Regions from separate parts of the Mus musculus genome. Here regions 1 and 2 are each linked to region 3. The links are chromatin loops, found by intact Hi-C in ENCODE. Cell type or tissue: heart. All regions are shown on one strand.

Region 1 (2,500 bases), 78 kb after region 3:
GTGTGTGTGTGTGTGTACCCCTGAAGGAACCTGCAGATGCTTACAGAAGCCAGACGGGGGAGCTGGATACACACCAGCGCTGGACTTGGGCGCTACCAGATGTGGGCTAAGAACTGAATTTTAGTTTCGTTCTGTTGCAGCAATGAAACACTGTTGCCTAAACTGCAGCTTGGAAAAGGTTTATTTGGCATTCTCTTCCAGATTGACGGAAGGCAGGAAGTCAAGGCAGAAGCCATGTAGGAATACAGATTACCGACTCACTTTCTTGGTTGATCTCTGGACGATGCTTTTTTCCCCCCTCCAATCCAGGACTTCCTGCCAGAGGAATGACACCACCCATAGTGGGCTGGGCTCTCCAGCATCAATTACTGATCAAGACATTGCTGCTACGGACCTTTCCATCCTCAGACTGACTGGATTTAGGCAATCCCTCTACTGATTCTAGGCTGAGTCAAGTTGATAAGTATCAAAGGTTCTTTACCTCTGCGCCCTCACTCCAGCGTCACTTTGAGCTTCTAATTAAAGCCTCAGGAATATATCGCTGGGAACTATAAAACCTGCAGCGGCAGCTTATATTGTTGTCTTTTCCATAATGTTCCTGGGAATGGATTTCCTTAGGGGAGAAAGAATGAAACCTAAAGCGACACAAAATAGACAATCAGACAAGCAACTAAAACCTAGGGATGTAGCTCTGTTGGCAGAGCGCTTGCCTAGCATGCAGGAAGCCCCACGTTTCATCCCAGCCACCTCACAAATCCAAGCCTGGTGGAACAAACCTGAAATTCCTTCTCTTGGAAGGGGGAGGTAGGAAGATCAGGAAGTTCCTGACCACCCTCAGCCATATAGCAAGTTAAGCCTGGGCTATGCGAGACCCTGTCTGTAGACAAATAAACAGATGATTTAAAAAGCTGCCCATAAGGGAACTTATAGTTCACCACTACCATTCTAGTACTTTCCATTTACTGTTAAAGCCACAGCCTCCTGGGGCTGGATAACGCTGGGAGACCTCAAGGTGAGTCCTCCCGGAGGCTGCCAGCTCGGCAGTCAGCGAGGAGAGCAGATTTCCGTTTCCTTGGCCAGCCTTCGGGAGGGAGGGGCGGAGGGGGCCTCGCGTGGGGGAGGGCCGGTAGGGCGGGACTTCGAGAGGGCGGGCCCTCAGGAGGGCGTGGCCTCCGGAGGGAGGGCTGGTGGAGGGGGTCTCAGGAGGGAGGGCCCGAGGGCCGGACCCACAGGGCGACCTTAAAAATTGCCCGGGGGCCCGCGGCCGCCAGCGGAGCGCGCGGGCGGCAGAGGGCGAGCCGGACACAGCCAGGCGCGGCGGTGAGGCTGCGGGAGCGGGCGGGAGCGAGCGAGTGGGCGACCGGCCCGGCTGGGGAACGCGGCTGACAGTCCCCGCCCTGCCGCACACGTGCCGCGGCTCCGGGCGCGCGCACCGGGCTCGCTGCGGGGTCCCGGGAGACGCGGAGGTTCGGGCGGGCGGGCGCGGTGGCCAGTGTGCGCGCGCTGCGCGGAGCAGAGCAGAATCCGGGTCAGGCCGGGTGAAGCGCTCCGCAGCTGCGGCAGTAGTTGGCACCCCGGTTGTCCCGGGCTGGGCCCGAGGGGTTCGATTGATGGTGGTGGCAGGCAGGCGGCCTTCTGCAGCCCAGCTGCAGCTCCAGCTGCAGCTCCAGACGGGTCCCTCCTTAGCGAAAGGCAGCCTCACCTGCGCTGAGCACCCGGGAAGTTCTTTCTGGCACCCTAGGAACCAGTGGTTGTGTCGGCGGCGTTGTTTCTGGGACTGCTGGGTAGTTTGAAGGAAGAGGGTGAGACGCTCAAAGGATTCGGGGTTTCTACTCCAAATGGTACAGCAGGCTCCTAAATTAGTTTAAATCCGCGCAGACCGGTCTGGTTTTTGCAGGTCCTGCATATCCCCCAAGCCACAGGTGATACTCAGGTCCTTGTGCATTCTTTCTGGGTTCATCTGTTAGTAGCGTTTCTGTCTTCTATAATTTGACAGATACCCCTGAGAAGGGGGCTAAGTGTTAAGAGTACTTTCCTGGTATGCAGGAAGTTAGGTTTAATTCCCAGCACGGGAAAGCACTTAAAAAAATATATCTTTTTAAAATTGTAATTAACATCATTTCCTCCCTTCCCTTTTCTACGCCTAACCCCTTCGGTGTAACCATATCCCCTACCCCCTTTCAAATTCATGGCCTCTTTTTCTCAGGACATATAATGCTACTTGTCTCTATATGGTGGATAACCAACTGGGGACTGTACTCTGGGGAAGACTATGCCCCCATTCCCAGCTTTCCTTACTCGTTTGTAGTTCTTTGTCAAGGGTTGAGACCCCCTCCCCCGAGATTTCCTTATCCATGTTAGTGTGTCTATTGCTTTCATCCTCATGTAGGTCTTGTCCCCAAGTTGATGCGACTTCATGGCCTTTCTAACATTTCTAGGAGACTCAAGTTCACAGCAAACTTACTGTCCCTTTGGCTCTTGGAGGGGGGGGGGGGATTAA
Region 2 (2,500 bases), 120 kb before region 3:
TTACTCAAATCTCCTCAGTTGCTTGGTTGTGTTCAATAGCCCTTTTGTTTTATCCACAGTCCAACTGAGACTCACAAAAACACTTTAGCATTACATCTTTTTGTTCTTAAACCCTTTTCTTCATCTTTCATGACATTGAAGATTGAGCAGTTGCTTCGCAGAACGTCCCTTAATTTGGATTTGCTTTCTCGCCCATAGACAAATTACATGCTTTGTTAAGAATACTGACTCGTGGGCTGGAGAGATGGCTCAGCCGTTAAAGGCTAGGTTCACAACCAAGAATATAAGAATATCGACTTGTGTCCCTTTCTGTGAATGACAGGGCACCTGAAGTTAGCTTTAGTCACTTGGTGAAGGCGATTTTCTGGCTGTGAAGGTCCTTTCCTCTTCAGTAAATAATCCGCGGAGTGAGTGAGTCCTGGGAACCATCGGGATCTCCTTAACCGTTTGCTGGGGAATCGGTTGTCACTAAGGTGGCTCTAAAGCAGTGGTGTGTTCCTTGCACAATTCCTGCGACATTGATTTCTCTTCTAAGAAGAGCTCTCTCTCCATCCTCTCTCTCTCTTGAATTAACTTGCATGCTCTAGAAGCCCGCAGTCGCCTAACCTCTAGGGCCTGGGTTTTCTCTCATCGTTCCAACTGAGAAGACTCACATTTTAAAATTACAGTTGACCTGGGACGAAGTTCCCATAAAGACCTGCAAGTCATCCACCATAGAGAGGGTGGCAGGGTCTGGGAGCGACACTCTGGCTGGCAGCTCGCGTCCGCAGAGCCCGCCCTGGGTCTCTGCTGGCGCCCTGCCCGCCCGCGCCCCTTCAGGGGACAGTAGCTACGGCTTTGGCACATTCTCGCGAGAGCCGCGCCTCCCGGCCCAGCAAAGGTCCTCAAAGGCCTTTCGGCCATTTCCACACCACCCCGCGCCGGTCACCCGCCAGCAGGGCCCCCACTGCGCCCGCGCACTCGCCCGCGCACGCGCAGCCGGACAGTTGGCCTAGGCGCCCGCCGCGGGGCCCCTTGCACGTCTGGTCTGAGGCGCGGCGCCGCGCCGCGCGCACTCGCGCTGGGGGACGACGGGCGCGCAGGCGCACAGGCGCGGCGGGGGAGCGAGGTCGCGCAGGCGCAGACGGCGTTGGTTCGAGAAGACCTTCAGCGTTGCCTTGGTGGAGCGGGACGGGCCCACCCTCGGGTTGTAGGTGAGGCGACCGCTGCCGCGGGCCGGGTGGGCGGATGGCCGGCGGGCCTGAGGAGCCGGCCGAGGCCACGGAGGAGGAGCTGAGGGGCGCCGACCTAGGGCGAGGCGAGGCAGGGGAGACTCCGCTGCCCGGACCCTGTTGGTCGCCTGAGGGCGGGAGTCGCCGCCCTGGGCCGGCCGCGACCTTCCGCCGCACCCGGCGTGCGCACTGGCGGTCTGCCCGGGGCCAGGCTGGAAGGCGGGCGGTTTCTAGAGAGGACGAGTCCCGGAACCCCAAACCTACACCCGACCCTGTCCTCACCCCGCTGTCTGGTGTGTCCAGCACTTGTCAGGCGTGTCTTGCACTCCCGACGGCCGAAGGGTGGATGCTCTTCATGCATCTTAAAAAGCAGAAACAAGGAACAAAAGAGAAGCTGTCTCCTCTAGTTAGTGCCTTTTGTCGTCCTCTCAGGCTCTAATGCAGCCTCAGGGCATGGTGCATAGCTGTCTTGTAGCGCTAAGATGATTGTGAGGTTGTAGCTTGACTCTCGAGTAACATGGAGTCCGGGTTTTCTCGATTTTTTTGCTTGATCATACCAGCAGTGCATTTCCCATTAGAATCATGGGTCCGAGTAAGGGACAGTTTGGGCATGAACGACTTCAGTTATCCACTTGACTTTTGCAAAGTGATGATTTTTGAGAAACAGTGGATCAAAAACGCTAAACGCAGCTTGTAAATAGCACTTAGACATTTCGACCACCTTGGTTTATTTTCTCCCTGATCAGTATGAAAACCTAAAACTGTATAAACGTTTCTGTCTGAATACGTAAGACCTGTGTTTCCTCCCTCCTAGAATGATGGCAAAAGATTTACATTACTACCGGGACTGTAAAATTACCCTGCTAGTGGACTCCAAACTCTGTAACATAGAGCAGAATTTTATTATAGATTGATGTAGAACATCAATACCACTCATTTGCCTTGACTCCTTAACTTTTCCTTTTGATTGATGCCTTGGATAAAACCCGTGGCATCAATTATAGATCCTCTTCTATGTAAGATAAGTGCTTTACCCATACGCCATCCCCATTTCTCTATAAATTTTGGGTGTGTGTGTGAACTTGTTTATGTGGTGTATGTACACGTTTGTGTGCACATCCGTATGCATGTGGAGTCCAGTGGTTGATGTTGGGTATAGGTCTCCTCACTGAACTGAGAAGTCTTCCTGTCTCCGCACTTTCCCTACCCCAGTGCTGTGTGGGTCCTCATATGCAGTTCCTCATGCTTGTGTGACAGACACTTTGCCAATTGAGCCATCTCCTTTGCCC
Region 3 (2,500 bases):
GTAAGAAATACAAAGGACCCCAAATTTGAGTAACGGCTCTGTACCTTTGCCTGGTGCCCACCCTATCTAGATCAACTTCTGACCATGTTATATAATGGGCACTTAGGAGTAAGAAAAGAGCCACAAGGCTTTTAAAACTCTTATACACCCAAATGGACTAAACACACTTCTATGAACTTCTTTCTAAAGCCACACTAATTTGCTAAGTTATTCTGTGATCAGCACCCTTATTTTCAGAAGAGAAACAACTATTTAAAGCCAACGTTCTACATAGTGGTGCGAGCTAATCAAACTTAAGTATTGAGAAACTGAACAATCTACGCCTATGTAAGAAGTTCCCCTTGAGAATGAACTGATATAAAACATCTATGAACATCTGGCACTGTCCCGGCAAACAGGCAGCAAACACCACGTGTACTACTCTTTCTAATTCTCTAACTTTAAACTCAAACTAAATGGTTTAAAAATTATATAAATGATTGTGTGTATAATATACGTAAACGCACATACACTGATACTACAAAAACATGTTACTGATCCTAAGGGAAGGTGAGTTTGTAATAGGCAAGACAACTTGTGAAAAGTTACAGTCTAATTATTTGCTCTTATCTCTGCACGCCAACTCAAGAGAACCGCTACACTGCGAGCAAGAATGGTAACAAGAAGTCAGATGATCCCGGAGAACTTGCCCTGCTGGAATTGCTAAGCCCTTAAGCACGTGGACAATGGGCCGCTTTATTTGCATGGCCGCACTAACCTGGGGGGACCGACTGATCGGTTTAATGGCGAAACTGCACTCACTCATTAACGATCACCACCTGCCTCACCCTGGAAAACGTAACCTTATTCAAGTCCCCCCACGCAAATGGTGTTTTTCTTTTTTGTTCTTTTTCTTTTAAAAACACCCTAGCCATTCAAGCAAAGATGCGAGAGAGCAGTCGCCTCGGCCTCACAGCCGGGAAGATGAGGAGACCGAGAACCCAGCCAGCCAGCTTCGTCCCGGGAGCACGCGCAGACACCCCGAGACCGCCCCACCGCGGAGGAGCCTCGGCGCCCTCCGGCCTGAGCCCGCCGCTTCCCGCCCGCGCCGACCCGGGCCGCGGCGCGCGGAGAGACGCACCGCCGCGCTGCACCGCGCTGCGCTCGGCTCCCGCCACACGCGGCACGCGGTGCCGCCGCGGCGTCGGGCTCCGATCCCGCACAGAGGGAAGGAAGAAAAACCAATAACAAAACCTGGCTTCTCGTTCCCTCCGGAAACCGCGGGCCGGCAGGAAGTGACGAAGGCGAGGTCGTCCGGTCCGCTGGGTCTCGGCCCGCGCTCCCCGCCCGACTCCCGGAACAGCCCGAGCGGAGCGGAGCGGCTCGGCGCGGCGGCCTCCGCACCTCAGCAGCCGCCGAGCGCCCGCCCGCCCGCTCTCCCGCTCGCTCGCCCGCCCGCGCGCGGCTGCGTCACCGCCCCGCCCCCGTCCCGGCCCCGCCCCGTCCCGTCCAGTCCGGGCCCAGCCGCGGGCTGCGAGCTGCTGCGGGTCAGATCCCGACCTGGGTGTCTCTGCGGGCGGAGTGAGCGGGGCGGCTGCAGCGTGCCTAGGGTCCCCGGAGCCCGCAGAGACGCCGGCGGGAGCGTGCGGCGTCCCGTCGCGGGAGGACTGTCCTGTATGTCACCTGGAACAGATTGCACAGGCTCGGGGGAGGGGGGCGGCGGCTGGAGGAGGCCAGGTTTGGGCGTCAGATCTGTGTGCCACCTCTGCGCCTCCCGTTCCCCGGGTCCCTGTGGCCTTGGGATCTCAGAGCCACCACTGTCACCTGTTATTGAGTTGCAGTGCGTCAAAGCAGGATGGGTGCAAAAAGAAAAAAAAAATTACTCGAACGTGTACTGCGCAGTCCACAGGCCTCAGCTATGCTCCGTCCTCTAGGATGGGGTGAAAGCCTGTGACCTTGTTCCCGTCTGTTTTAGGACCTCAAACGTCGCAGTGCTTCAGAGAGTCAGGAGAATGAATCTTCCCCTCATGGTGTTTGGGTTCCGTTGTTAGAAATTATGTGTAGTCTGAATTTCCGTGAGAGAGTAACAAAAGTCCCACGTGAGAGGCAGAAAATAGCATTCCAAGCGAGGTGGCAGGTTCTAGAACGGAGTGGACAAACTTTAAAACTTAGGATAATGTCTCATGATTACCTGAAAAGGATTTTGTCACCCAAAAGGAGGTCAGCCTTAAACTAAATCCCGATGGATGCGTTTTTTGATGTCATGATCTCTTAATATGCGTGTTTAACCTGCAGCTTAAATCAGCTCCATCTAGCTAGCATCTTTCTAATGCAATAATAGTTTAAACATTACATCACCGGACAGCTGAGGGAAGATGTCAGTTTTCCCATAAGAGCCCAGAATGTCACTCTCAGCATCAATCTACTAGAGCATTAACTTGCCTGAAATGAACCAACCCCTGGACATTTTACTTTAGACTGAAGGGGAAAGGCGCATATCCTCACACTTGGTTAGGTTACA

What was found. Hi-C counts contacts between places; a loop is a spot of excess contacts. Peaks named below come from ENCODE experiments on the same cell type or tissue, not always from the same donor. Only the 100,000 strongest peaks of a DNase experiment are listed, where the experiment ranks them.
Region 1: a loop joins it to region 3, with 2.2 times the contacts of the local background. A loop is called at or near these places in 1 of 42 quality-filtered maps.
Region 2: a loop joins it to region 3, with 3 times the contacts of the local background. A loop is called at or near these places in 1 of 42 quality-filtered maps.

The regions. Positions count from the first base shown.
Region 1 is chr8:22,397,260-22,399,759 of GRCm38, reverse strand. It overlaps Slc25a15 (solute carrier family 25 (mitochondrial carrier ornithine transporter), member 15), which reads left to right and starts at 1,139. Exons shown (of 7, transcript NM_181325.4): 1 at 1,139-1,320. It overlaps 1810012K16Rik (RIKEN cDNA 1810012K16 gene), which reads right to left and starts at 1,039. Exons shown (of 3, transcript NR_045473.1): 1 at 777-1,039; 2 at 482-613; 3 at 169-315. In heart, no CTCF peak of the experiment used is centred here; a DNase peak (open chromatin) is centred at 1,149; H3K4me3 peaks cover 2,209 bases; H3K27ac peaks cover 1,650 bases.
Region 2 is chr8:22,592,377-22,594,876 of GRCm38, reverse strand. It overlaps Vdac3 (voltage-dependent anion channel 3), which reads left to right and starts at 1,064. Exons shown (of 9, transcript NM_011696.2): 1 at 1,064-1,193. In heart, no CTCF peak of the experiment used is centred here; a DNase peak (open chromatin) is centred at 1,026; H3K4me3 peaks cover 2,497 bases; H3K27ac peaks cover 2,089 bases.
Region 3 is chr8:22,475,659-22,478,158 of GRCm38, reverse strand. Smim19 (small integral membrane protein 19) reads left to right here and starts at 1,280. Exons shown (of 4, transcript NM_001146117.1): 1 at 1,280-1,653. Slc20a2 (solute carrier family 20, member 2) reads right to left here and starts at 1,459. Exons shown (of 11, transcript NM_011394.3): 1 at 1,234-1,459. In heart, no CTCF peak of the experiment used is centred here; DNase peaks (open chromatin) are centred at 808, 1,018, 1,368 and 1,458; H3K4me3 peaks cover 2,500 bases; H3K27ac peaks cover 2,218 bases.